Regions from separate parts of the Mus musculus genome. Here regions 2 and 3 are each linked to region 1. The links are chromatin loops, found by intact Hi-C in ENCODE. Cell type or tissue: heart. All regions are shown on one strand.

Region 1 (8,000 bases):
GCTCTTGGGTTGGTGGAAGGTAGCGATCTTCACATTCCAGACGGATTTCCCTCAGTCATAAGGTTTGTTGTCATGACAGAAGTGGGCAATAAATGGTTCCTGAGGTCCTGTGAGTGATAGCCCAAGATTCAAGGCTCTGGGCCTGTACTATTCCCAGCTCTCCAGAATCACTGTAGCTGTAATCAGCCATCAGCCTCTGCAGGACATTCTCTATTGGTGTGTCATCTGTAGTGAGCACTGCATTGCCTACCTCAGACCCTCAACCCCAGTTAGCTGTCTGTCAGACAGGCGGTTCTCACATCTGCTCTCTCTTGTCCTGTGTGCCTGGCTCCTCTGCAGTCATCCACTCTGAGCCTCCCGGGGCCTCTCTAGGCCTCCCTTCTCAGCCTTGTCCCTCTGGTGTCTGTAGGTGATGTCCCGCACGGCCTTCGGGAAGCCCCTTGTGGAGCAGGGCACCATCCTGGCAGACATTGCCCGGTCACGTGTGGAGATCGAGCAGGCCCGGCTGCTGGTGCTGAAAGCTGCTCACCTCATGGATGTGGCCGGAAATAAGGTGGGAGGCTTCAGAGATGACAGGGGTCACCCTGAGGTGACACTGGAATCTACCTGTCTCTCCTTGTTTGGCAAACTGTGGGAAGGCTCAGCTCTTGGACAATGATGACTGCTACTGTTCTGTTTGAACTCTAGAGGGTCAGTCATCTATTGCAAACCAGAAAAGGCCCCAGGAGAGAGGTGAACTTCCACCATGTGGTCAGCCCTGGACCATGCTGGTGCATGGAGGTAGATGAAGGAGGAGAGCTAGGAGAAAGGACCCCCGCAGACCTGGTCCAAATACAGCATTAGCCTACACAGGAGCCTGTTCCCATAGCAACATTACCCATTTCCTATGGTGGGTGGCCATGATGCATGTGGATTGCTGTGTTATCCGGCCTCCTATGCAGGGGTCCTAGACCCAGGCAAGAGCTGCCTTACCAGGTAGTGGAGCCAGGTATTCTGTCCCGGGTTCTTTGATGCCCTTGTTGCTGGCGGCCTGAGGATGCCCAGGTCTAGCTTTGGTCCACTGTTGCCCACAGCACTGTATCCAGCAGCCACCCTGACAGTTTGGCTTTCTGTTGTCCTCCTAGCTCCTCATCCTGTTTTTCTTTCCTCTGCCTTCTCCTGCAGACTGCAGCTTTAGACATTGCAATGATTAAAATGGTCGTCCCTTCCATGGCCTATCACGTAATTGACCGCGCTATTCAGGTGAGCAGCCCTGGACTGGCCTCCTCCTGTGCCTGCTACCTTCCTCTCCAAACTGATTTGTTTATTTGTTTTGGGGGGTTTCGTTTGTTTTCTTCGAGACAGGGTTTCTATGTGTAGCCCTGGCTGTCCTAGAATTCATTCTGTAGAGCAGGCCAGCCTCAAACTCAGCTTCTGCCTCCCAAGTGCTGGGATTAAAGGCATGTACCACTACTGCCTGGATCTCCAAACTGATCTTGGTACCCCACCCCACCCCACCTTACCCTACCCCCACCCACCCAGGACAGTGTGTTCCTTGTTCAGTGCATTCTTCTTGCATTAGGGGGCCTCAGGCCTAAGGGAGGCCTGTTCCTGTTCACACCCAGTGCCGACTCTGTGGGGTACACATCCTGACACTTGGTCCCACACAGAACTTTCTCAGTAGTGGAAGCAAACCATGGAGAATGGGCTTGGTGAGCAGGGCATCCAAAGGATGACAATATGGCCCTATGTGAAGTCTGGGACACATAGTGACACAGAGGACCTCAGTCAAGACAGCAGTCGCCAGCTGTTTTGAGCAGCCTGCCACTTTTAGAACTCAGACTTTCTTGTTTTTCCACTCTTGTGTCTCCAGGCCTTTGGAGCAGCGGGCCTCAGCAGTGACTACCCCCTGGCTCAGTTCTTTGGCTGGGCCCGAGCCCTGCGCTTCGCTGATGGCCCTGATGAAGTACACCAGCTGACAGTGGCTAAGATGGAACTGAAGAATCAGTCCAGGATGCAGGAACCAGCAGTGCCCAGAGTGTAGATGCTGAGTTTGGCATGGTCTGCTATGTGTGGTCCTCACATCCTATCCAGCAACTCAGTCTGGGACAGTTACTGTGACCTGAACCTCCTAGGGTCTTTTCAAGAAGATATTCTCTGGGGTCTCTTCAGAGACCTGCCTGCCTCTGCTTTCCACGTGCTGGAATTAAATACATTTGCAACTATATCCTGTTCTGAGCTAGATTTTTTCTTTTCTTTTTCTTTTTTTTCTTTTTTTTTTTTTTTTTTTTTTTTGGTTTTTTCGAGACTGGGTTTCTCTGTGTAGCCCTGGCAGGCAGCCCTGGAACTCACTTTGTAGACCAGGCTGGCCTCAAACTCAGAAATCCTCCTGCCTCTGCCTCCCGAGTGCTGGAATTAAAGGCATGCGCCACCATGCCCGGCCTGAGCCAGATTTTCTAAACAGGCTTATAGTCATGAGTATGTGTGTGCCTACCAAGGCCAGAAGAAGGTGTTAGATCCTCTGGAGCTGGGGTTCTAAGTGCCTGTGAATAGCCCAATGTGGGTCCTCGAACCTACCCTGGGTCTTCTGCAAGAGCAGCCAGTGCACTTAACTGCTGAGCTGCTCTTCTCTCCAGACACACACATGAAACGCTGCCCCTCAGAGCAGTTGACCTTCATCTCCTGAATCTCCTGCCTCCACCTCCCAAGTGTTAGCATTACAGATGTGACAGCATGCCCACTGGGGTAACCCTTTCCACGACAATTGAGGTGAACTAATATTCACTGGTCATTAACACATTTTGTTGGATGGGTCAACGTGTCAGGAAGTGGGATACAGTTGTAAGTGACTGAAGTGCCACCAAGTGAGGAAGTTCAAGGTGTATCAAGCACCCATTCCATCTTTGCTCGGTCATGAAGAGCAAGGAGAACGCAGGAGTAGGCAGAGGCAAGAAGGAAGCACCAGTCTACCTGCCTCTCCTTAGTCCTGAAGAAGCTGGCAGGTGCAGAGGGGCATGTGTGTAGGGGGCACTCAGGGGAGACGTGAAGGACGCCAGAAGCTCAAGGCTAGCTTTGCTTGCATGAGTGCCAGATCAGCTGGATTTATGTGGTGAGGGCTTGCTTTCCATCTTAGAGTCGTGATTTATAGTATCTGTCCACATGTGTGTGCTTGAGTATATTCTATACAACATGTGAAACAATACTTGTAGAAGCCAGAAGAGACCTTCAGATTCCTGGTTGTGAAGTAACACCCAGCTGTTCAGCCTGGGTGCTGGGAACCAAACCAGTGACTGCAAGTGCAGGAAATGCTCTACCTGCTGAGCACCTCCCTGGTCCCCTAGTTTGCTTTAGAAACGGGTCTCATGTAGACTAGGCTAGCCTCAAGCTTTCTATATAGTCAAGGATGACCTTGAATTTCGGGTCCTCAAGCCTCCAACTCCCTAAAACTAGGATGCACCATGTCTGGTTCAGGCAGTGCTAGGAATTCCACCCAGGGTATCCTTTTTGGGGCTAGCCTCGCTTCTATGCTAGGCAAGAATTCACCAACAGAACTACATCTCTGACCTGAGACCTTGCTTCCATTAAAACAACAGACAGACAGGGACTGAGAGTTTAGGGGTAGAACTGTACTTAGCAAGGAGAGAGGGAGAAAGAGACAGAAGAAAGGAGAGGAAAGGGAAGAGGACAGGAGGAGACAGAAAGAAACTAAAAGTAGAGCTAGAAATGGCTGCTGTCGTAGGCAGAGCAGCTGCCCAGGTGGACAGCGGCTTCCCGGCACCGATGCCTGTGCAGTAGCTGTGGCAGACACTGGACATGTACCTGAGTCTAGAAGAAATAAGTAAAACCACACTCTTGTGGCACACAGTGAGGACATGCTGACACTGCAAACCATCCAAGAAGACATCAAGTGTTCAGAGTGACTGAAGCTCCATCCAAAATCCAGTTGGGATAAAGGCTTGGACGACCGCCACACTTGGACGTGACCTCCTGTCTTTTCTGGCGTGAGATCAAGCTGTACCCCTGGCTGCCTTTAAACTCCCAATCTTCCGATCTTTAGCTCAAAGTACAGAATGATCGGTGTGGCCAGTCACCTGCTCGGAGTGGGCCCCGGTGGCCGGACGAGCCCACCGGTGGCAGCGCCGCCACCGCCTCAGCAGCGGCAGCCCCAAGTGGCCGAGTCACAACCTCCGCTTCCGTCTGTCGGCCGCCGTCTCTGACCCGCGGGGTCGCGCACGCGCACCCGCCGGCGGGAAGAGGCGTGGCCCAAGTCGCGCATGCGCTTTCGTCAGTCGCTTCTGCCCCCCCCCCCCCCCCTTGGCTGACCGTCTGGACAGTGTCCGAGGAGCGTGCGCAGTGCGCGCTGAGTCTTCTGGTTTGTTTTGCATCTGACTCCTCCATTTGTCCTCCCTAGTTTTCCCGCAGGGTTCACCGTGAATCAGAGGGTTCCTGGGTCTTCGACCTCAGGGTTGTAACTTTCTGCAGGTATGACGATGGGCTGGCTAGGAGCGCAGTGGCTTCACAGATAATCCACTGAGAGCCGAGCACTGCGGGGCTGCGTGGGATGATGATTTTGCGGACACAGAAAACAGCCCCAGAGCCGGGTGTGGTGGCGCACGCCTTTAATCCCAGCACTTGGGAGGCAGAGGCAGAGGCAGGCGAATTTCTGAGTTCGAGGCCAGCTGGTCTACAGAGTGAGTTCCAGGACAGCCAGGGCTATACAGAGAAACCCTGTCTCGAAAAAACTTAAAAAAAAAAAAAAAAAGAACAAGAAAAAAGAAAAGAAAACAGCCCCAGACAGGACAAGCTTTGGCACTCGTGCGATCCTGAGCTCTTAATGCATAACTGCACGGTTGAGAAATGAAACGATGTATAGAGACAGGGATACACTGGAAAGCCTAGAGGTCATGGTTAAAATTGGTTTTGTTGTTGATTCTGTTTGGTTTTATTTTGTTTGTTTTTATTGGTTTCTTCTCCCAGTCAGAGTTTCTCCAAGTACGCCTAACTGTCCTGGAACTCACTCTGTAGACCAGGCTGTCCTCGAACTCATAGATCTGCCTGCCTCTGCTTCCGGAGTTCTATACAGTCCTGCCCCACCACCTTCTGGCCATTGTTTAATTGTTTTGAGACAACGTCTGGTATAGCCCAAGATACTGAGAACCCTATATATTGGAGAAAAAATAAGCTGTGTTCTCTATGTATTGGAATCGGATGTCCTTGAACTTCTGACCCTCCTGCCTTTTCCACCTCGCCAGTGCCAGGGTTACAGACTTCTGCTGAAGGCTTTGTGCTTCACAAGATAGCAGGATAGAACTAACTCAAGATTGTCCTCTGTGCAGGTGCTATAGTGAGCACACACACTGAGGAATGCACTTCAGTGGTAGAATGCTTGGGTTATAGCTCTGAGTTCAGTGTCTAGTATAAACACACAAACACACATGACATAATCGACATAATGTCCAGTACACACACACACACACACGAGAGAGAGAGAGAGAGAGAGAGAGAGAGAGAGAGAAAGAAAGAGAGAGAGAAAAGCCAGGTAAGATTAGTGCGTATTTGGAGAAAAAAACATGACACGACAGGGCAGATAATATTGTGTACATGCTATAATGTAAGAGGTCCAGGAGAGGCCATGTATACAAATTGTACCTTTAACAGGAACATACAATATATAGAGGTGTTCACACTATTTCCTATGTAATATGTCTCATACCCTTTTAATGCTAGGGTTTCCCAACTTCTGTTCACATTTCACGTCCTGATACCACTTCTGGGTGCGTGTATGTGTGCCCATGAACCATAGACCACAGTAGTACTCTCAACTCATGATGACCACCAAAAAATTTGCATGGATCTAGCCAAATCACACCTCCCTCATGGAGAATAATGGGAATATATGAAAATGCACCATGCATCCACAGAGTGTAGATCATCTGACTGTGTCAGACACTAGTTTATGGTGCTGAGGTTGACCTAGAGTCTCCAACATGCTAAGCACAAGCCATTCTGCTGAGGCACACCCCCAAGTCAAGTGTTAGATAACCCTAAGTAGTGTGACACACACTAACTTGATAGCTCTACATTCTGTATCTTAGGCAATGGTAACCTGCCCCCACCTTTGCAATAGGTACTGTAATTGTCCCCGTTTTACAGAGGAAGAAGCTGAGGCTCAGAGAGGCTAACATATCTAGGACCTCACTGTCAGTGGATAGCAGAATCAGATTTGGAAACCAGTCAAACACAAGATCCCTTATGTCTTTACAACACCATGTCTGTAATATAAAACTATACACCATGTGGTCATTTATGAAATATGATCGAGGCAGGAAGCCTACATTAGTCTAACCTCATTCTGATTGACAAGGAGAAAACAAAGATGCTCTGTGGTATAGAAGATGCCAGTCCCAGGAAACTAGCATTGCTAACCAGAAGTGGACAAGGAGTCATCCTGGATCACAGCCACTCAAACATGTCCCTAGCTCTTCCCTCCCTGCACCCTCTCTCCCTTTCCTTGCTGGCTAGCCTGGGCTAGCTTGGACATTCAAGGCTGCCCTGCTTCTGCCTCTGCCTCTGCCTCTCATGTGCTAGGGATACAGCCATGCATCCTCAGGACTCCATGCTATTTTCTGATCTATCCAGTTTCTCATCCTTCAGGTCATTTAGCCTGAGGTGCTGTTCTGACTCTAGCACCGAGCCCCAAGAGATGGCTGTCTAAAAGACAACACAATCCTTGTCTTGTGGGGCTTACCATAGAAGCAGTTAGGAGAACAGTTCGTGTTTGTAGAGGTTAAATACTCCACTACAGTTATGAAAAAGGGCCATTGGGGGTGGGAGCCCACCACAAAACTGCCACAGTCAGCAATGGGGAAAAGAAATAAAATCTACAGAGAAGAGGGCAAGGCTGAGGTGTAACAGTGAGTAGAAATTCACCAGCCAGGTGAAGCAGGGGAACAGCTCTGGTCTGGTGGCACAGCAGGTGCCAAGGCCTGGAGAGAAGGGGGACAGACAGAGTGCTTGCCTAGTGTGCACAAAGGCCAGATTCCCCAGGGATACACAACACAGAAGTGGCAGCATAAGCCTGTAACCTCTGCCTCCGCATCAGGGTGTTGTCTTTCATAGACTTTGGCCTCGGCATGGAAAGACGAAAATTGAGAGAGGCTCATGAGTCTGGAGTTTGGGGTTTGTTTTGTTTTGTTTTGTTTTAAGTACAAAATGCGGCCAAATTTTGATGAATCGGTACATCTTGAGATTTTCATGGTTTACTATTTGATCTTTTGTTAGCTGGGCACAGCGGTCCATATGTCCCTCCCATGCCAGCTATGTAAGGAGACTAAGGCAGGAGGATTGCCTGGACCCAAGCACCTGAGACAGCTTGGGCTACAGAGCAAGATTTTTTTTCTCAAGAATAAAAGAGAAAAAAGACACGAAAGGTTCCTTTTTTTTTTTTTTTTTTTTTTTTTGGAGCTGCTTGGCCCCTCTTCTCTTTAAGCTCTCACCTTTCTTTCTTTCTTTCTTTCTTTCTTTCTTTCTTTCTTTCTTCCTTTCTTTTTTTTTATCTAAGTACACTGTAGCTGTCTTCAGATTTACCTGAAGAGGGCATCAGATCTCATTACAGATGGTTGCGAGCCACCATGTGGTTGTTGGAATTTGAACTCAGGACCTTTGGAAGAGCAGTCAGTGCTCTTAACCACTGAGCCATCTCTCCAGCCCCGAAAGGCTTCTTTTTTTAGATCTTGGTTTTGTTTGCTAGTCAGTTTCTGTGTCTATTCAGAGTTTGTTTATGTGTCTGAGATAGGGTCTCATGTAGCCCAGGCTGCCCCGGAGACACTGAGATCCCCTGACTCTGTCTCCCTGGTGCTGAGGTTATAGGTGTGGCCCTGAAAGCCCCAATAAAAGCCTACTTTCTCATAGTTGAATAAGAGGGCCTCCAGATTTAGGAATTCAGGCCTCTTGGTGTTCTAGTGATGGGGTCCAGAAACAATTTACCTCTCAGGGCTCTGGACCCAGTCAGTGGATCGATC
Region 2 (8,000 bases), 58 kb before region 1:
CACAACAAGAAGGGGCTATGGGTGTGAAGACTTGTGGGCAAGGTCAGGTGTGTTGGGGTATCCACATGTTTTTAATCCTAGCATGTGGGAAGCGTGCATACCTCCTGAGTTCAATACCAGTGAGCTCCTGAACAATCCTTAGTCAGAATTCATATGGAAGAGATACTTATTCTAAAGAATGTCAAGGGTTTGTCTTTTCTGTCAGTATAGTAATTTATTAAGAGTACAAGCTATACTGAAGGCCACTTTCTGAATCTACTAGAGCTATAGCATCTACAAATGAGGAGCTGGAGAGATGGCTCAGTGGGAAAACACACAGGCTGCTCTTCTAGAGAACTCAGGTTCCGTCCCCAGCACACAGATGTGGCTCACAACTGTCTTTAACTCCAGTTCCAGGGGATCTGAGGCCCACTTCCTGGCTTCCTCAGGTGCCAAGCATGTACATGGTGCAGACACACATGCAGGCAAACTCATACACATTACATGAAAAAATAAATAAATCTCAAAGAGTTTACAAATGAACTAATTTCCAAAGTCCACTCCTGAAAACCAGGAGTTTTGGGTTTGTTTTCCTGGCTAAACTTTTCTTTTTAAATTTACATAAAACAGGACTCATTCTGAAACTTCCTCCTCATTAACAGAATTTTGTGTGGGCATGCTAGCTCGCTCCTATTGTCCCATCACCAGGGAAGTGGAGGCAGGAGGATCATGAGTTTGAGATCAATCTGGAACTACTTGATAAACCAAAATCCACAAATGACGACAAAGCATCACCAAGCAAACAAGTGGCAGCACAGGACTGCCCTGCACACATGGCTTCTCAGAAGGAAAATCCCAGTGTGCTAAGCGTGTTGGTCCTTCACATGTATAAAATCAAAATGCCTTTAAGTAACTGAACCCCAATTCACAAAGCACGTACAATAAACACACAGCTATACATGAATGACCAGGGAAGAAGGTGCTGCTGGGGTCCACTCTGACTCAGTCTGTTCCATTTCCAGCTTCTGTGTAGCCTCCTACAGCAACATGATGCCTTTGGCTTTATTGCTGCTGTGGAAGATGACCTGAACTGCCTTAACTACGGAACCTGAACCTAAGACAACCAGGAACATCACAGTGAAAGAGTAGTAAGGCTTAGGGAAGCTTAGACTTTCAAAAAAGAAGCATTTCAGAAATTCTTCCCAGCAATGACACGGGGCAGATGACAACATGAAAGGGTCAAAGCATCTTTCTCCAGAAAATGGAAACACGCACGCAGCAATAGTGGTTGACAAGTGACAGCCAAGAGCATCTCACCTCTAACTGTAAGGCATCTATCTTCTCTTCCTGGCAGGTGTCGCCCTCACACTCGTACTGAACGATCTTTCCATCCGTCTTGCTTGCAACCAGTCGATGGACATAATTATCTAAAGAGAGGAGAAGTCAGCCAGAGGCAGTTTCTTAGGAATGAAAAGTTTATTGTGCTTTTCCCAAACAGGGTTTCTCTGTGTAACCAGGCTGTCCTGGAACTTGCTCTGTAGACAAAGATGGCCTGGAACTCATAGAGATCCATCCTCCTGCCTCTGCCTCCTGAATATTGGGATTAAAGGCTTGAGCCACCACCGCCCAGCCAGTTCTCCATGCTTTTAACTATGACACATTTTGGTCGTTTTTAGAAATATAAATGTACTGATGTATGATTTTTTTTTTAAACTGGTGAATCATTTGCCCATCAGCGAGTGAGAGAGGGCAAGAACAAACATCTAAACTGTCTCTATAATTCTTGATTCGGGTCATCCCGAGGCAGAGGCATGGCACCCTCTGAGTTTGCCACACCACCTGTGAGAGGTTTCTACAGGAAAGAGTCTAAATCAGGAAACAGCTGTGCACGTACCTCCAGCATAGTCCCAGACTCGATGGTTGGTGAGCTGCATGGCGTATGTGTGCTGGGTCTCCTCAAAGTGCTTGTAAGCATGCCGACTCACGTACCGCCCACAGCCTATGTGGCCGCATATTAAACAAATCCAGAGGTTCTGCAAGGGGGAAGACCTCAACTGGAGACTGGGGAGGGAGGCACATGACCTGGCCCATATGACTTGGAAAGAACACTTGGGGACTTCTTCCACAGACTTCCGAATAATACAGTTCTAAGACCCAACCTTCCAGGTCAACCTTCCAACATTATTGGTCAACCATTTCCCTTTTCTGGCTTTTTCAAAGTCCTAAGTACAGATTCACAAGTGACTGATTGGTGGGCATCTCAGTCTTTTAAAAGAATAAATAGTAAACAAAAGCATGAACAATCTGTGTACTCACACACCCAACTACAGACAAAAAAGAATTTGTCTCACAAAGAATCTAAACTGCACTGGGCAGAAAAGAATCCCACATCCCAGTTACTTACTTCCTGGACACCACACTCAAAACATTTGTTTTCTTCCACTGGCTCTGGCGTTTGACAGTATCGGCACACAGGACACCTATCCAGGACATGAAGATGAAGATGGAATTATACAGGGGTTGAAAGCTGGACTCTGAACCTCCCTTCTTTATGCTTTCTCTTTGGCTTTATTTTCTCTCAAATTTATTTACATGATGGAGGCAGGATCTCCTAATCCTAGCTGCTCTGAATTCACTATGTCAAGCTCACTGAGAACCAGGTGCTAAGACTCAAGATGTGAACTACCACACACAGCCAATAATTTTTATTGCTTTTTTTGAGACAAGGTTTCACTATATAACCTTGACTGACCTAGAACTTGCTATGTAGACTAGGCTGGCCTACAATTCAGAGATCTGCCTGCCTCTGCATACCTGTTCTAAGCCAAATTTTTTTTTTTGTTTGGCTTTTCAAGACAGAGTTTCTCTGTGTAGCCCTGGCTGTCCTGGAACTCACTCTGTAGACCAGGCTGGTCTCAAATTCAGAAATCCTCCTGCCTCTGCCTCCCAAGTGCTGGGATTAAAGGCGTGCGCCGCCACCACCACTGCCTGGCTCTGAGCCAATTTTTAAAAAAAGGCTTATAGTCATGTGGATGTGTGTGCCTACCAAGGCCAGAAGAAGGTGTTAGATCCTCTGGAGCTGGAGTTCTAAGTGCCTGTGAATAGCCCAATGTGGGTCCTGGGAACCTACCCTGGGTTTTCTGCAAGAGCAGCTAGTGCTGCTCTTCTCGTCAGACACACACATGAAACGCTGCCTCTCAGAGCAGATGACCTTCATCTCCTGATCTTCCTGCCTCCACCTCCCCCAAGTGTTAGCATTACAGGTGTGACAACATGCCCACTGGGGTAACCCTTTCCACGACAATCGAGGTGAACTAATATTCACTGGTCATTAACACATTTTGTTGGATGGGTCAACGTGTCAGGAAGTGGGATACAGTTGTAAGTGACCGAAGTGCCACCAAGTGAGGAAGTTCAAGGTGTATCAAGCACCCATTCCATCTTTGCTTGGTCATGAAGAGCAAGGAGAAGGCAGGAGTAGGCAGAGGCAAGAAGGAAGCTCCAATGCCTCTGCCTCTCCTTAGTCCTGAAGAAGCTGGCAGGTGCAGAGGGGCATGTGTGTAGGGGGCACTCAGGGGAGACGTGAAGGACGCCAGAAGCTCAAGGCTAGCTTTGCTTGCATGAGTGCCAGATCAGCTGGATTTACGTGGTGAGGGCTTGCTTTCCATCTTAGAGTCGTGATTTATAATACCTGTCCACATGTGTGTGCTTGAGTATATTCTATACAACATGTGATACAGTACCTGTAGAAACCAGAAGAGACCTTCAGATTCCTGGTTGTGAAGTAACACCCAGCTGTGAGCTGTTCAGTCTGGGTGCTGGGAACCAAACCGGTGACTCTGCAAGAGCAGGAAATGCTCTACCTGCTGAGCACCTCCCTGGTCCCCTAGTTTGCTTTAGAAACGGGTCTCATGTAGACTAGGCTAGCCTCAAGCTTTCTATGTACCCAAGCATGACCTTGAATTTTGGGTCCTCTAGTCCCCAATTCCCTAGAACTGGGATGCACCATGTCTGTTTTAGGCAGTGTTGGGAATTCCACCCAGGGTATCATTGTTAGGGGCTAGCCTCGCTTCTATGCTAGGCAAGAATTCATCAACAGAACTCCATCTCTAGACCTGAGACCTTGCTTCCATTAAAACAACAGACAGACAGGGACTGAGAGTTTAGGGGTAGAACTGTACTTAGCAAGGAGAGAGGGAGAGAGAGAGGGAGAGAGACAGAGGAACGACTATAGGGAGGAGGATGGGGAGTGAGGGAGGAAGAGAGGAAAGGAGAGGGAAGAGGAGAGGAGATGCAGAAGGAAACTGGGAAGTAGAGCTAGAAATGGCTGCTGGAGGAGGCAGAGCAGCTGCACAGAATACTCCAAACCAAGATGTGTAGCACAATGACACATACCGACACTCCACACCATCTATGAGGACATCATGGGAACCAAATGACTGAAGTTCCTTCCAAAATCCAGTTGGGTTTAAAAGCTTGGATGGCCACCACACTTGGACATGACCTCTGCTTTTTGTGGAGTGGAATCACTCTGTAGCCCAGGCTGCCTTTAAACTCCTAACCTTCTTGTAGTGGCTATTCCTGGTTGTCAACTTGACTATATTTGGAATGAACTACAATCCGGAATTGGAAGGCTCACCAGTGACCCTTATCTGGAGGCTTGGAGATCCTTATCTGGATCTTGGTTTGGAGATCTTGAGCCATAGTGGCTATGGATTCCAGAAGATTGAATCTCCGAGTTTAAGGAACACACCTTTAATCTGGGCTACACCTTCTGCTGGAGACAATATAAGGACATTGGAAGAAGGGGGTCTAGCTCTTGCTCTTGCTCCTTCGCCTGCTTGCGTGAGACTGAGTAACTGCTAGATCCTTGGACTTCCATTCACAGCTGCGACTGAACCATTGTTGGGAATTGGGCTGCCGACTGTAAGTCATCAATAAATTCCTTTACTATCTAGAGACTATCCATAAGTTCTGTGACTCTAGAGAACCCTGACTAATACACTTCTGATCTTTAGCTCAAAGTATAGAATTATAGGTGTGGCCACTCACCTGGCTTTTGAATCAAGCTATTTAGTCTGTGAGTTATCTTTCCAACTCTTAAATTTAACAGTTTCTTCTATTTTTACTTACTTTTTTTGTTTGTTTGTTTTGTTTTTTGAGACAGGATTTCTCTGTGTAGCCCTGGCTGTTCTTGAACTCAGAAATCTACCTGCCTCTGCCTCCCAAGTGCTGGGATTAAAGGCATGCGCCACTACTGCCTGGCTATTTTTACTCACTTTTTGGTTTTTCAGGACAAGATTTCTCTGCGGAACCCTGGCTGCCTTGGGCTCTACTTATTCTGTACACAAAGCTGGCCTCAAACTCAAACATGCGCGCGCATGTGCACACACACATGTATGCAGGTGCCTACAGAGGCCATAAAAGGGTTTTTAAAAGGTCTTGGTATTTGAAGTCCACTTTTGGATGGCAGAGATAGAACAGTGGTTAAGAACCCTTACTGCCTTTGCAGAAAGAGGAACCAGGTTCCATTCCCAGCACCCACACAGCAGCTCACAGATACCCACTAACTCCAGTTCCAGGGAATGTGATGCCCTCTGGCATCCTGGGGCACCTGCATGCATGTGCTGCACATAAACTCATACACACACACATACACAGATACACAAATAAGAAAAATTATACAAATGGCAATTTCCACAAGACCTGAGAGAAGGGGAGAAGAGACACTGAGGTCTCTTCACTTCTGAGATCCCAGCTTTGCAGAGCCAAGGACTAGCAGTGTTTGTTGATGGGTATTTCGGATTCCAAGAAGAGGTCATAAAGGGCCCACGAGGTGGGGGTGGGGGCAGCCCCTGCACTCACGTGGTGTCATCCCACCGCTGCAGACACTGACTATGGAAGCTGTGGTTGCAGAGGGTGGTGAGGATGCCATTCACAGACTCGTCCATCCGCTCCAGACACACAGTGCACTTGGGCAGCTCCGTCAGGTCCATCACGGGGAGGCTGGCGCCCTACAGGAAACATCTGGTTAAGGCCCACACGTCACCCTCTGCCATCTTCTTCAAACAAGACACATGTTGGCTTTTCTTGTTCACTTTTGGAGACAGAGTTCCCCTGTAGGCCAGGCTCACCTGGAACTCTTAGCAAACCTGAATCAGCTTTGCAAGGACTCAGAGAGCAAGCTGCATCTGCTGCCTTTCTTTACTTTATAAAGAGATTTAACGAATTTTTCATTTTTAAAATTTTTTTAAAGATTTATTTTATGTATGTGAGTACACTGTCACTGTCTTCAGACACACCAGAAGAGGTATCAGACTCCATTACAGATGGTTGTGAGTCACCTTGTGGTGATTTAAACTCAGGACCTCTAGAAGAGCAGTCAGGGGGCCATTTCTCCACCTCCAATTTTTTTATTTTTTATTTTTTTTTTATTTTTTTGGGGGGTGGGGGTTCGAGGCAGGGTTTTTCTGTGTAGCCCTGGCTGTCCTGGAACTCATTCTGTAGACCAGGCTGGCCTCGAACTCAGAAATCCACCTGCCTCCGCCTCTGCCTCCCAAGTGTTGGGATTAAAGGTGTGTGCCACCACACCCAGCTTTAAATTTTTCTATATATTGGTGTTTTGCCAGCATGAATGTCTGGGTACTAAACATATGTATAGTGCTCATGAGGGCCAGAAGAGGGCAACAGATCCTCTGGAATTGAAGTTAACAAGATGGTGGTGAGCTGTCTTGTGGGTGTTGGGAACTGAACTCAAATCTTCCATAAGAGCAACCAGAGCTCTTAACTGTTATCTATCTCTCCAGCTCCCAATCCCCACCTGCCCTCATTCCCCCTTTTAAATCTTGCTTTTTTGTTTCTCTTGGATGTGCAGCTTAACTCAGGTATGCCTCAACTTGTGCAGTAGTTGAAGGCCTTGATGTTCTAAAATTCTTCCCACTACCTTTTTAATTTTAAAATCTGTATTTGTATATGTCTGTGTCTGAGTGTGTGTGTCTAAATGTGTGTGTGTGTGTGTGTGTGTGTGTGTGTGTGTGTGTGCACACGTGCATAGTCCAGATGCATGCATGAGCCAGTAAGTATCAGAAGATGACACTGGATCCTCTGGAACTTGAGTCACAGGGCAATGTGAGCTGCCATATAGGGAGCTGAAAACCTGAACCTGTGTCCCCCACAAGAGCAGGAAGCAGCTTAAGTGCTAAGCCATCTCTTCAGCCTCTGGACTCTACCTCCTGAATGCTCAAATTCCAGGCCTACATCACTACGGCCAGCTTCTGGGTCTAGTTTAGGGTCTATTTTAAATTTTTTTTAATTACATTTTTATGGGCTGGGGAGTGGTGGCACATGCCTTTAATCCCAGCACCCAGGAGGCAGAAGCAGGCTGATCTCTGTGAGTTCGAGACTAGCCTGGTCTACAGAGGGAGTTCCGGGACAGCCAGGGATACACAGAGAAACCCTGTCTTGAAAAAAAAAAAAAACAAAATAGTTAATTAAAAAATAAGTTACATTATATTTAGAATATATGTGTGCACGTGTGTGTGTGTGTACATGTATTACACACATGTGGAAGCCCAAGAACAACGTTCACAAGTTAGTTCTCTCCTTTACCCACATGGGTTCCCTGCACTGAACTCAGTTCACAGGCTCTGTGGCAGGAAATACCTTTATCTGCTGAGTGTGAAACCCTGACAGTTCTGGAACTCTATTTGTAGAGGAGATATTGGACTCAAACTCAGAGATCTGCCTTCCTCTGCCTCAAATACTAGGATTAAAATCGTGAGAAAGCCTGGCTATTAAGATCTCCTTGAAAAGGAAGAGAATCTTACAGCATCATGGAGGCTCTCTGGCCTCCAGAGCCAAGTCTGCTATTTACTATAAATGGCCTAGTGAGCCAGTAGTACAGGCCAGGCTCCGAGGGAGCTGCCCTGCTGCAGATGAGAGCCAGAACATGTAGTCAGCAAGACTGAACCTTAGCACTCAGGAGACAGAGACAGGAGGATCTCTATGAGTTCGAGGCCATC
Region 3 (8,000 bases), 230 kb before region 1:
CTGAGTCTCAGCAGAACCAGGATGCCAGGGGACCTCTAAGCTGGCTAGGCCAGCCTGGCCTCCGCGCCACTGGTCCCTAAGGGCCTGCACCTCTAGTCCATATCGCGCATGCAGCTGGGCGAAGGATGCCAAGGGCCCGTTGGCCGCTGAGGCCCTGCGGCGGGGTGGCAGTGGCGGCGGCCGCTGAGGGGCTACCGAGGGCTGCTCGGGCAGCGTGCTCCACACTACCCAGCCGTTCTCCTTGGGTCTCTGGGTCAAAACCGGGCTCGGGTTGGCGGGTAAGGCGTTGGCGGGGCTTCCCTCGCGCATGGCAGCCAGTTGCTGTTCCAGCTCCCGCACCACCAAGCGCAGATAGTGGAAGCTGGCCCGGGACAGTGCCTTCACCCAGCCCTCCAGGGCTGCCTGGCTGTCAGCGGCCAGCACGTACGGCCGGGATCGGCCCCCGGCAAAGCGCACTGCGAAGGCGAACTCCTCCCGGGCATCCACCAGCTCCACCGTGCAGCCCTCCAGCAGGATGACGCCCAGCGGCTCGCGGCTGCCTTCTGCCTCGAAGTAAAAGAGGATATTGCCCCGGAGCACGAACCAGCGCCGGTGCGAGCCGGTCCCACGGCCACCACGCTTGTACAGGAAGCCGGCGTTGTCCACCGGGGCATCGCAGGTTGCGTAGAAGGCCAAGCTGCGCTCGTTGAGCTTCATGGTCACGAGGAGCTGCAACCTGTCCCCTGCGCGGGAGCAGATGTTACTACTAGGATCATCCAGGACTCCCAGGCCACCAGCAGCCTCCTCCCACCACACCCACCCCAAGGCCCCTCAGTGAGCACAGTGAGACAGGACTCAAACCAGGATCTCGCACGGCCATCTGGAGGGCTCCTGCTGCCCTTGACCAGGGAAGGTAGCATTAAGTGTCAGCTCACCAGACATTTTGCATAGGTTAGCTCTATCTAGCAATGACCTTGGGTGGTGTGTGCTGGTTTTATGTTTGCATCTGTGTGTCAGTGTCAGATGGGGAAACAAAGGCACAACCTTTGTCAGCCACCAAGCAAAGGTCACAAAACAAGCTGACTAGAGCCTTTGCTCGTGCCTGGAGATCCCAGGTCTGTGACTCAGCCTTGGTTTGTAGGTCAGGTTGGTGAGAGAGGGAGCTGTAGGGAAGAGCATGAGGGCGCGAGGTGGGGTGGGTGAGGTGAGGGGGAACAACATGGACAGAGGGACAACAGGATAGGGACACCACAGCAAACACAAAGTTAAATCCTCCGGCTGTGGAGAGGGTGACCAGAGGAGGGCAGGAGTGGAGGAAACCCCAGAGTACCGGAGCAACTGTTGGAAAATAACCTAGATAAAATGCAGGCTCAGCCCAGACTGTCAGGGCGGAAGGGACAGGGCGCCCTAACATAGACCTCCCGAAAAGTACACACTGGGGCAGCAGCGGGCAGTAGGGCCTGTCGGGGAGTGGCACGTGGGTTACCAGTGTGGCCACTTGGAGGAGGCAGGCCCTGCACCCGTAGGGTCCCCGTCACAGCCTTGCTTCGTGCAGATGGCTGGCATACTTTTGAAGAGCCTGGAATGTCTGTAGCAGGCACCCCACTAACACCCAGCCCCTCTGCCTGTGCCGTGCTTTACCCTTGGTCTGCAGGGATGAGGTCAGGGTGGTGGCTCTGTAGGGCCAGGCTGCGCCACCTGACCTGGGTGGAGAGAGAAACTGCTGCCAGACAAATACTTAATTTTTGCCACCTCATGCCACCCACGTTACAGTTGGGGACAGCTTCCTGCCAGATCAGAGGCCAAGACTTGTTTGGCCCAGAGCATTGGGGCTGGGGCCTCGGGGTCCTGAAGGCTCAGGTGAGTTTAATCCCTGCTTTGCCTCTGGCTGCTGTGTAGCTTTTTATGCCAGCTGCACCTCTCTGTGCCTCTGTTTTTCTCTGCACAAGGGACTCACACACCCCTCCCAAATCAATTGCACGAGACTGACAGGCCTACTTCTCCCAGAACCTACCACAGGCTGCCCACCCAGTTCTGCTCAATCACTTTGAAGGTCAGCTCACAGTCTCCAGGCTGGGTCACTTCAGGGGCACACAGTCAGTCTCTCTGGACCTCTAGCTCTTCATCTATAATGTAAGAGCAAAATTATCCACGTCAAGGTTATGACAATGAGACAGAACACAGGGAACCAGGGCCTCTGGCCATGGCAGCAGGTGACGGTGTACTCGGCTTCCTTCTAGTCCATCCTGCTTCAGCAAGTGGCCCCTGCTGTCTCTCTCACCCCCACATCTAATCACTGAGGCCAGGTGATCCTCCCACCCCTGGCTGTCTTCTAACACATAGCTTGTTTAGCTCCCATTTCAAGATCCCCACCTAAGTTTGCTGGAGGCACCGCAGGCACCCTCCCCAGCTGCCTCCACCTTTGCCCCTTCCTATCTGGCCGCCTCAAGGTAAGATCACCTCCCTAGGGCCCTCCCCTGGGACCACAGCGGGACTCTTCCCTCCTGTGACTTGTACCTGATGCTTAGCCCAGCCCAAACCCCCAATCTCAGCTCCTTCCCCAACCTCTGCCCGCCTTTGTCAGCCTTTGTCAGCCTTTGTCAGCGGGCCTCAGCCACCTGGCTACCTTGCTCAAAGGCAACAAACATTTTCTTCCCTGAGGTGCCTTTCCCTACCACAAGGCGGGCTTTGCCGTTGCCTAGGAGGAAGCATCCTCTGACCGAAACAGACCACCAGCTGGGGATTACCTGCGTCAGTCCAGAGAGGGGGTGTGGGGGCTTCTGTCTGGCTTTGAGTGTCCAGTGTGTAGCCTGTGCTGGGGAGCCTACACGGCAAAGCAAACCTTTGTCAACGTGAGGACTGTGACAAGGGGTCATGCCTAATCGCACACTTATAGATGTGGGAAAAAATGACCTGGCCAAAGAACAGAGCTCCACACAAACAGCCCCATGGGGCAGAAACCTTGGGGTCCTTCTTCCCCACCAAGACTGACAATATTACCTGGTGCCCATCAGCCATCCTCCCCCAACTGCCCAGATGGGGGCACCCTGGCCAAGGTCACCAGCAGACAGAAGGCCCAGCCAGGTCCCTAGCCCTTGCCTGCTCTGGCTCGGCAAACAAGCAGGCTCTAGCTTCCCCTTGGAGGGAGGGAGTGCTCCCTGCTATTCAACCGTCTCTGCTCTGTTCAGGTTCAAAGTCTGCTGAGGGCTCCGAGCTACAAGCAACAGGGTCTAAGCACGATGCTTTAGGGACCAAATTCTTGTCTGGGCTGGCCCAGGCCGGAAGCCCAGTTACCAACACTTCCCAGACCTCAGTTTGCCTCAATGGGCTTCATGGAGGCACCGATGAGCTAAACTAAGGACAGCCTGTGACAAACTATAGGGGGAAAGTATTCTAAAGCAGGCGAAGGCACCCAATGTGGCGCTCACACCTGTCATTCCAGCACTTGGAAGGCAGACAAAAAACGCCACACATGCCAGGTATAGTGGTGCACACCTTTGATCCCAGCCCTCGCGATGCAAAGATAGGTGGATCTATCTGTGAGGCTAGCCTGTTCTGCATTATTGAGTTCCAGGCCAGCCAAGGGTACACATTAAGCTTCTGTCTCATTTAACAACAAAACCGGCCGGGCGCGGTGGCGCACGCCTTTAATCCCAGCACTGGGGAGGCAGAGGCAGGCGGATTTCTGAGTCCGAGGCCAGCCTGGTCTACAAAGTGAGTCAGGGCTACACAGAGAAACCCTGTGTCGAAAAACCAAAACAAAAAACAAAAAAACAACAACAAACCCCACCAAAAACAAAACAAAATAAAACAGTTTAGCGGATAAAGACGCTGGCTGTCAAGCTTTCTGACCCGAGTTTGATCCCCAGAAACCAAGTAGAAGAAGGAAAGCCCGGACTCCCCCCAAGTTGTCTTCTGACCTCCACACACGCACACGTAAACAAAAGTAAATACATAAAAAATTAAGACAAGTGATGAGTCCTCCATTCGTGGGGTCACAGCTGGCCCCGCGGCTAGGACTCGAGGGAAACGGAGGCAGGGCATCACCACCGCGGAACCTCAAGCCCCCGTGGTGCGCCGGCCGGGCCGCGATGGAGGCCGCGGGCGGGTCCCGGGCGACAGCCGCGCGGCTGCCGACCCCGTCGCGGTCCCGTCCCGCCCGGCTTTACCTGGCTCTGGGACCGGCGCGACGGTCTGTCCTGCCCATGGCCCGGAACAGCTCGGGGGCCGGCGACGACAGGGCCCTTTGTCTCCCGGAGGCCGAGTGGCGGCGACCCGCGGGCGCCCCTTTAACCCTGAGCGGCCCGCCCAGGAGGGGGAACGCCTCCGAGCCACACGCGCCTGCCCATTGGTCAGCCCTGCAAGGTCCCGCCCCCGAATTTACCACGCCCCCACACGCGCGCCTGAAAAATCCCTCTTAAAGGGACCGTGCCAGGGTCGGGAGTTCCCAGAATTCGGTCCCGGAGCAACCTGGCGAGACGGCTCAACGGCGCTTGTCGCCAAGCCTGGGGAAATATAACGTGAAAGATGCCAGGGAACCGCCTCCCACCAGTTGCTCAAGGTACACACAGGATATCTAGTGAGTCCGAGACCATCCTGGCCTCGAAAACAAAAAATAAATAAATAAATAAAGAAAGAAAGAAAGAAAGAAAGAAAAGAAAAAAGAAAACGTTCAACCCACAGCGTTTCCAGAGAAAATCAACACAAGTCTGTTTTAAAACGCAGAGGATACCGAGCCATCCAAACACTTGCCTAAATTAAGAGAGAGTTCTAGAAGTGAGCAGAGGTAGAGGCCCACCGACCCACTGCACCCCTGCGTGACCTCCCAGGAGTCGCTGGGATTCTATGCAAAATATAAAGACAAGCGTGGTGTTTACAGGGTGTGGCTCAACTACAGGCGCTCCCAGTAAGTAGGAATGGCCGGGGTTTCCCCTCTCCCCAAAAATCACACAGACCCACCTCCCAGAATCCTTCACTTCCTTTTCTTCCTGCCTCCTCCTCACTTCCTTCTACTTTCCTGTCCGGGGTCCTCCTAGCCGGAGGACAAGAGCGAAACAGGACAGACCAGGATCCCAGGCTTCATTCCACCGAGTCTCACTAGCGCCTACAGTGGTGCAGACTGATCCAGAGAGAAACAGCTCGGAGTCAATCAAAAAACAGTTCTAACAGGGCTTGGTGAGAGGCAGAGAATAGGCGACAGCCGCCGGGAGTGCGGGGCTGAGACAAACCAACGCTCAGGAATGGCCACTGAGGGGCAGCGACCTAGCCCACTGGAGACCTGCAGGAAGGGTGTCCCGGATGGAGGAAACCGCAAGTCCAAAGGCACAGAGAAGCGCAGAGAGCAAGTGGAGGAAGAAGTTACGTGTTGGAAGGCTTTTAGGAAGCCTTATTGCATAGGACCCTGTGAACTTTGGGAAATCTTTGTTTTCAGGTGTGCTTGGGAGCACGTGTAATTTCAGGCCTTGGTAGGGAGTGGTAAGAGGACATCTGGAAAGCTATATATATATATATATATATATATATATACACATATATACATATACACGCAATATTTTATATTATATATTATATACATATATAGCTATATAGCAAGATTGTGCCTCAATATAATAAAATATTTATTACTTATAATTAATAAGTATTAAATAAATCATTAATTTATTAGATAAACTAATTAATTTACTAGATAAATTAATTAGTACACTAGGTTGGTCTTGAACTCACAGAGAGCCTCTTGTCTGCCTCCCAATTTGGGGGATTTATTTCCCGCACTATGATGCCTTGCCTGTGGAGGGTTTTGAGGAGAGATGCGATCTCTAGAGGGCTGTAGGACAAGAGGGAAGGCCAGGAGGCCAAGCGGAAGCCTACTGTAGTGGTCTGAGCAAGTCTTGATGACAGTGTACTGGCTGGTTTTGTGTATCAACTTGACACAGCTGGAGTTATCACAGAGAAAGGAGCTTCAATTGAGGAAATGCCTCCATGAGATCCAACTGTAAGGCATTTTCTCAATTAGTGATCAAGGGGAAAAGGCCCCTTGTGGGTGGTGCCAGCTCTGGGCTGGCAGTCTTGGGTTCTATAAGAAAGCAGGCTGAGCAAGCCAGGGGAAGCCAGCCAGTAAGTAACATCCCTTCATGGCCTCTGTATCAGCTCCTGCTTTCTGACCTGCTTGAGTTCCAGTCCTGACTTCCTTGGTGATGAACAGCAGTATGGAAGTGTAAGCCGAATAAACCCTTTCCTCCCCAACTTGCTTCTTGGTCATGATGTTTGTGCAGGAATAGAAACCCTGACTAAGACAGACAGCTTGGAGGAGAGAGTAGGGGAGTAGTATGGAGCTGGCAAACTTGGTGCCTGTTTTTAAGATCTATGCCCTCTGTGTAGCCCTGGCTGTTCTGCCTCAACTTTATGAACCAGACTGGCCTCCAACTCACAGAGACTTGCTTGCCTCTGCCTCCAGAGTGCTGGGATTAAAGGTGTGCGTACCACTACTCAGCTATTTTTTTGTTTTGTTTTGTTTTGAGTTTTTCGAGACAGGGTTTCTCTGTGTAGCTCTGGCTGACCTGGAACTCACTCTGTAGACCAGGCTGGCCTCGAGCTCAGAAATCCACCTGCCTCTGTCTCCCAAATGCTGGGATTAAGGGCGTGTGCCACCACCGCCGGCTTATTTTTGTTTTTTTAATCGAAGTGAAATTCACTTGAAAAATCAATTTCAGAGCAACCGACTTGACTGTGTTTGATGCGCTCCCAATGTTACCAAGCAACTACCTTTGTCTGGTTGTGGGCAGGTTCGTTTGTTTGTTAAGGTGGGACCTCGGTATATCACTCAGACTGGAATTGGATTCGCTATGCTCCTGCCCGTATCCCAAGTGCTAGAATCCCAAGTCAAGCATGACCTTGCCCAGCTAGGAAACATTATTATTATCTTGGAAGAAGATCCCAGGGCTGGGGCTGGCTAGCTCAGTGGTACAGTACCTGTCTAGCGTGTGTGAGGTCCCAGCTTCAATTCCCAGCACCGCACCGTCAAAAACGGGAGACTCAGTCCCCACACCCCAGGCTAGATAACCTCAGACAGCTTTGCATCTCTGTGGATTCCACAATCAAGCGCACCGAATCCACGTTGCCCGTTCCTGCCAGAGTTCCCTCTCCAGGGCTCAAGGCTAGGTCTTGCTGCAGTTGGCATTCTATCCTTCTCCTGTCTGAGTAAGGTTCCATCCTTGACCCAGAATGCATCTTCCTTCTCTGCCCCTCCACCTTCGTGTAACCAATACCTCTGGGGCTGGGGACTGAAGATGGGAGGAAGGGACCATGACTTAGAAAGTCCAGAAAATAGAATTAGGGAACCAGCGCTGGGCTGTTCCAGAGGATATGGTTTTGACTCCAAGCCGCATCTGTAATCCAGCACTTCCTCATCAGCTGCCCATCCGGGTCCTCTCCCTCTCCTCCTTGCACCCCCTGGGCCCTGGGCTCTGTTCACCACAGAGAACAGAGCAGCCTCAGCCTCCAAACAAATCCTGCCGTTCTCTGGGTTGAAGGCATTGCAGTGGCTCCTCACCTCCTCAGCACCAGACTGCCTGCTCTCGGGCAGCCACAAAGCCTTCCTTTTACTGGCTCTGACCACCCCTCCGGCCTCCTCCCAAACAGCTTCCTCTGTCTTCCCCATCCTCCAACACCTGCCCTCCCTTTGTTCCCGAATGCTCTGTGCCCCAGACCTCTTCCTGTATGCTGTTCCAGAAGACTTCCCACAGCCTCCAATATTTGGCTGCCCATTCTGATCCCTTCACGGGGCCACTTCCTCTTCCAGGAGGCAGATGACCACCCAGCCCTTCTTCTTAATGAGTTCACTTCCTTCCTTCCTTCCTTCCTTCCTTCCTTCCTTCCTTCCTTCCTTCCTCCCTCCCTCCCTCCCTCCCTCCCTCCCCCCCCCTCCTTCCCTCCTTCCTTCCTGTCCCGGGAGCATTTAGAATGCATCCTACTGTCCCAGGTACTCAGAAAATAAGTTTCTAGAAAAAGGGGGATGGGCCGGG

What was found. A loop is a pair of places that touch in the nucleus more often than their neighbours do. Peaks named below come from ENCODE experiments on the same cell type or tissue, not always from the same donor. Only the 100,000 strongest peaks of a DNase experiment are listed, where the experiment ranks them.
Region 2: a loop joins it to region 1, with 19 times the contacts of the local background. A loop is called at or near these places in 13 of 42 quality-filtered maps.
Region 3: it touches region 1 in a loop (2.9-fold over the local background); 4 of 42 quality-filtered maps call a loop at or near these places.

Annotation. Positions count from the first base shown.
Region 1 is chr5:121,615,232-121,623,231 of GRCm38, reverse strand. It overlaps Acad12 (acyl-Coenzyme A dehydrogenase family, member 12), which reads left to right and starts at 4,294. Exons shown (of 11, transcript NM_178799.3): 1 at 4,294-4,461. Acad10 (acyl-Coenzyme A dehydrogenase family, member 10) reads left to right here. Exons shown (of 21, transcript NM_028037.4): 19 at 410-553; 20 at 1,165-1,242; 21 at 1,853-2,203. The coding sequence ends at 2,023. In heart, a CTCF peak has its summit at 4,109; DNase peaks (open chromatin) are centred at 1,911 and 4,171; H3K4me3 peaks cover 1,989 bases; H3K27ac peaks cover 1,769 bases.
Region 2 is chr5:121,673,223-121,681,222 of GRCm38, reverse strand. It overlaps Brap (BRCA1 associated protein), which reads right to left. Exons shown (of 12, transcript NM_028227.3): 6 at 5,845-5,993; 7 at 2,384-2,459; 8 at 1,874-2,012; 9 at 1,297-1,406. Among named protein-coding and RNA genes, the nearest start is that of Brap, 17 kb to the right of the region's middle. In heart, no CTCF peak of the experiment used is centred here; no DNase peak of the experiment used is centred here.
Region 3 is chr5:121,845,273-121,853,272 of GRCm38, reverse strand. Pheta1 (PH domain containing endocytic trafficking adaptor 1) reads right to left here and starts at 4,276. Exons shown (of 4, transcript NM_175474.4): 1 at 4,149-4,276; 2 at 2,727-2,803; 3 at 1,994-2,105; 4 at 1-722. The coding sequence starts at 696. In heart, CTCF peaks have their summits at 3,028 (motif pointing right) and 5,101; DNase peaks (open chromatin) are centred at 3,272, 4,332, 5,062, 7,702 and 4 weaker places; H3K4me3 peaks cover 3,048 bases; H3K27ac peaks cover 3,843 bases; H3K27me3 peaks cover 227 bases.